Regions from separate parts of the Homo sapiens genome. Here region 2 is linked to region 1. Evidence: chromatin loops called from intact Hi-C (ENCODE). Cell type or tissue: mammary epithelial cell. All regions are shown on one strand.

What was found. Hi-C counts contacts between places; a loop is a spot of excess contacts. Peaks named below come from ENCODE experiments on the same cell type or tissue, not always from the same donor. Only the 100,000 strongest peaks of a DNase experiment are listed, where the experiment ranks them.
Region 2: a loop joins it to region 1, with 2.1 times the contacts of the local background. A loop is called at or near these places in 4 of 110 quality-filtered maps.

The regions. Positions count from the first base shown.
Region 1 is chr12:118,236,965-118,239,464 of GRCh38, reverse strand. TAOK3 (TAO kinase 3) reads left to right here. Exons shown (of 21, transcript NM_016281.4): 6 at 193-238; 7 at 1,296-1,392. Among named protein-coding and RNA genes, the nearest start is that of PEBP1, 100 kb to the right of the region's middle. RefSeq lists enhancers at 1,895-1,944, 2,085-2,154. In mammary epithelial cell, no CTCF peak of the experiment used is centred here; a DNase peak (open chromatin) is centred at 1,364; H3K27ac peaks cover 1,664 bases.
Region 2 is chr12:118,185,042-118,187,541 of GRCh38, reverse strand. The region is part of intron 14 of TAOK3 (TAO kinase 3); the gene reads left to right. Among named protein-coding and RNA genes, the nearest start is that of PEBP1, 50 kb to the right of the region's middle. In mammary epithelial cell, no CTCF peak of the experiment used is centred here; a DNase peak (open chromatin) is centred at 1,311; H3K27ac peaks cover 665 bases.

The DNA of each region.
Region 1 (2,500 bases):
AATAATAAAAACTGAGATGATGAAAATTATAAAAATCAATTAGTGCCAGATGACAAAAATTCAGTCCAAGTTCGGGTAGATCAGAATATTTATTCACCTAGTATTCTTAGTTCCTTGATTGGTTGTTTAGTTGGTTTCAGCAGTTTTTAAATTAACTTTCATTATTCTGAATATTATTTTAATCTCTTATAGTTGGTGATGGAATATTGCTTAGGCTCAGCCTCTGATTTATTAGAAGGTAAGAAAGAAGGAATTAAACTCTCCTTTCTGTTTTACTTTGATCAGAATGTTATCTACCGCCATACTAAAGTGTAGTTTGGGCAGTCTAATTGAATGATGGCTTGAGCTTTAGGGTGGTGTGGATAAGCCATGCACACTTCCTCTCTTCAATGCCACTGAAAGTGTCTGAGTGATGTTAGCAGTCTTCCTGCTGTTTTAGTTCATGGCCCATCCAGGGCAGGTACTACCAAAATGTTTGGCTAATGTGATATGGTACATGTAGCCAAAAACATCATATTCATGGGTATATGTGAAAGAGAGGTAGATAGTCTCACGTTATATTGATGTTAAACCCTTTCAGAAATCTTGACTGACCCCATTCCTCTCTGCAGATGCTGCTATAACCAGAGGCTGTGTTAAAAATTTACTTTAAAAAAAATATCTTGAGCCAGGCACAGAGGCTAACACCTATAATACCAGCTACTTAGGAGTCTGAGACAGGAGGATCACTTGAGCCCAGGAATTCAAGGCTGCAGTGAGCTTTGATTGAAACACTGCACTCCAGCCTGGGTAACAGAGTGAGACCCCTGTCTCAAAAAAAAAAAAAAAATTAAATCACTGTTGATCTCTGAATAGAAATTGCTTATTAGCTTCTTTCACAAATAATGAAAACCTGTAGTTTGAAGGGGTAATTAAAGATGGCTTTGTGGCAGAGGAGGAAAATGTAACCTAGAACACTCCAGACATTGAAATGTTGGAAGGGACTGGTTAATTTGGGCCTGGTTAATTGGAATCAGTGTGGCTTGGCTTGCAACTGATAAGTAAATTAACAATGCATCATTTAAGGAATATCAGGCTTTCTTTGTTTTATTTTTGTTTTGAAGGGTCATTTGTGTTTATATACTTGGGTTTCCTGTTGTCTGATCACTTATTATCTTCTATAGAAGATCTAGGTGAATGTGTTCCCAAATTGTCATGTGAGAAAGTATGTAACCCAGTCTGGTATAGCTGTATAAAATAATAAAATGAGGAATGAAACTGATCATCTACTGACTTTTTTTTTTTTCCTTCCTCAGTTCATAAAAAACCACTTCAGGAAGTGGAGATCGCTGCCATTACTCATGGAGCCTTGCATGGACTAGCCTACCTACATTCTCATGCATTGATTCATAGGTAAGATTAGAGACCAGTTATGTTTCTTTTCAGTTGCAGGACTGTCTATTCCAGGAACCTTGAAAATTAGTGCATGCTCCAATTTTTAGGTTGCCTAAGCATTCATGGGAAGCAAATAGATTGCTGCTTCTGGATATAAAGGATAAAGTTGCCAGAATTTAGCTTCTATCTCTTATTCTCTCCTACGTATCCACAATTATATCATCTTTGTTCAGTAGGTAACTGTTCTCCAGGCTAAATGTTGCAGGGAAATTTGAAAAAGGGCCCACCAATCTTTAGATACTGTGTCATGAAGAAAAGAAAAGAAAATTAACCTTCCTTGCATATATTTATCTGTTAGCAGAGTTATTGTCCCTTTCCTATTACAAATAACAAGCTAGTCTTATATAAATATATGCTATTTTATAACTTTAAAATATTTCTCATTTCTATAGTTCATATAGATACTTAGGAAGATATTATCTTTACTGTATTTTGGCATATGAAGAGACCAGGGCTCAGAAAGACTTAACTTGCCCAGAGTTTCACAGAATTTAAGTAATATGTTAAGGATTGAAACTCAAGTTTCTTGACTCCTATTCTAGGGCTTTTCTCTGCCTTGTATTTTCTCTACCACAACCACACTCTCCTCCCTGCAACCTCCCTCCCTCCATTAACTTCTAGAGAAACATGTTACCAATCTTTTCTTCTCTCAGTAATGAACTTTTAGTACAGTTACATTAATGAATGAGGGGAGGAGGAGTGAAATATTAGGTATGAAGAATCTGAGATGGCTCACAAATGAAAGAAAACAACTGGCATTTACTAGGAAGAAGTGAAACTATTGGGTTATGGTTCCTCTTTTGCTTCTGTTTTAATCACCCCAGTGTAGCCATGACCACTTACTGGTACCACAAAAGCAGAACTTCCTAAAGATAGGCAGACCGAAATCCTGCTGGGAATTAAGGACAAAGAGTGAACCTAATCATGTTAATAAATACTGATTAAATAAAATTATCATAATGTCTATGGATCTGACAACTTTTTGTAAATATATGTCTTTGGTACCAAGGTGTTAATACTACTGCCAACTTGCTTGTGATTATTTTGCCTGCTCTCATTTAAAGCT
Region 2 (2,500 bases), 52 kb after region 1:
ACTATGGGTATGGATTTTTTAATGTATATTACCAAGTACTACAATTCTACCCACTATATTATTTTAAAGCCTAATGCCAACAGTAGTGTATAAATGAGGACACTGGAATATCATAAAATATTTAATTTTTAAAAATATATTATGAATTCTGTTGTGTTTTATGGACCCCAGCTCAAATGAAAATGACTAAAATGACATAAAAGTAAGAGCAAGATCATGGGAAAGTGAAAGTCCAGTATAATAAAAAATCAAGTCATTGTTGAAACCTTGCCTTCTCATAGTTGGTGGCAATACTATATTTATTTATTCATTTATTTTGGTTTTACTCGTTCTTTAACATCTTCTAGTAGAGGCGCTAACAAGTCACAAAGAGGTCCAAAGGTGAACAGGGAAAAGGAATTTAGAAATTAGTTTTTCAATAACTAGATAAATAAATGATGAAATGCATATTTTAAATTTACTTGCAAACTGACAAAGATATTAGTCTTCCTAAAATTTGTTTATGAGCCTACTTCTTCAACATAAGCCTAAAAGAGGCCTGGCTTTGTGCTTTTCCCCCTTAGTATCACTTTCAACATTGTGCTTTTGAATGAGGTTACTGACAAGTATATGAAGAAGCCCATGGGCATTGGGTCTGTATTGCTACATGTCTTTATTATTTTGGCACCTTATAACTGAGATTTTTGTATTATGCACTGCTGCACAGTTGGATTTGTAACAAAGGATAAGGAAGGACTATAAACTTTGATACCAGATGAAATCCTGAGAAAACTTTAGCATTGTAACTTTTTATTACAATTGTATAATTTTTATAATTTTCTAAGGGCAGAGATTATTGCCCTTATTTTGAAGAATTAGGAAAAGGAAGGGTATTTCATGGCATCTTTATTTTAACCTTTCTTTTCCTTCTTCTGTAAGGAAGTTCATATTGGGCTCATGTGTTATCTGGAAAAAAGTTGTTTATATAGTTCTGCAGAATCACTAATCTGACTTCTTGGGCCTTTGAGATGTGCCTTCCTTGAGTTTTTATGGAGAGCCTCATATTTTAATTATATTAGTGATTCATGAGGGTGTTTTTAGCTGTTGCTACATCTGATGTCATTTCTTCTGAAAACTTTGTAGTGTCTGGGGCTCTTGGCCGTTTCTGTGATAGAGATATTAATATAAAGAGCAGTGTATCTATCAGAGTTCAGCTTTTGGTTTTGTGAAGGAATTCTCACTGCCCCTCTTCCTAATGTGTGTTCTAACACAAATTCACCTGTGACTGCATTACAGAGGCGAATTTATGTTAGAACACATGTCAGGGAGAAGGGTGTGATAGGGGAATTCCCAAGGAGGCATGTAGGAGAAAAGTATTATTGTTCTATTCATGCAAATATAGAGTCTTTTACTTCGCTTTGCCAGATTCGATAGAAAAGCTCATAGAGAGTCTTCATTTGGAGTTTTTAAAATGCACCCTAATAATTCAGCTAATTGTGAAATTGGATACGTGAATGAATTTGATACCTAAAAATAAAAATATGAGAGCCTCAGCAGTAAATGCTACTGTTTCATCCTGTTTCTAAATGCTTGAAAATGTGTTCTCTTCCTGGACAGTATACCAGAGGATGCTTATCAAAATATTGCATATCTCTTTACTTATTCTTGGCTTCTTAACTCACTAAGGTCATTGCTGATACCATTTCTCACTTATGCTGTCCAATCTACATGCCCAACCCATATGGTCAAAGTCTGTCAATAAATGTGTATTGAATAAATGAATGAACGAATGAATGAGGTCACCTCCAGCCTTGCTATCACATGAGAATTTGGATTTATAAGTTTGCATTTCAGAATTCCTCATGTAACATATTCTTTTATAAATGCAGAATTGCCTGTTATCAGTCATTACTTTTAGCAAAAATTTAAAAAACAGTTTTTCCTTAGGTATTCTAAAGAATAGAATGTTAAGTTTCTAATGCCAAAATGTGACTCACTGTATTCTTTTTAAGAACTTGCTATAAATTTCATTTGTTCTAAGTGCTGAGGTGGCCACTTTTATCATATGCATCATTTTGATTCCTACATATTATTAATCTTGTAAGTTGGCTTTGATCTCTTAAGAGGGTAACATCATCAGCCACCATGCTCTTGTTTTATGTTCAGGAAGTTGCTTATTACCCTTCTAGTGCAGTGTTTTGTACACAGTAGGGACACTCTGCACTTCAGATGAAGTGGTTTGTTTTAGGGCCGAATTTTGCTGGAATTAAATAAAGTAGCATTGAACAGCTATAGGAACCTTTAGAAAAAAAGTTTTGGTCTTCCTTTTCATGGCACATTATTTATTATTTGTTTATTTTTCATATTCTAGATACATGAAATAAGTAATAATTCAGATTCAGAAATTATACATAATTTTATAATCCACAACCTGGATACAGCTAGTTTTTTTTTTTTTCCTTAAATGTGCCCCTTCTTCTGGATCCACTTGTGCTCTGTGTCTCCATCACCAGAAATACTA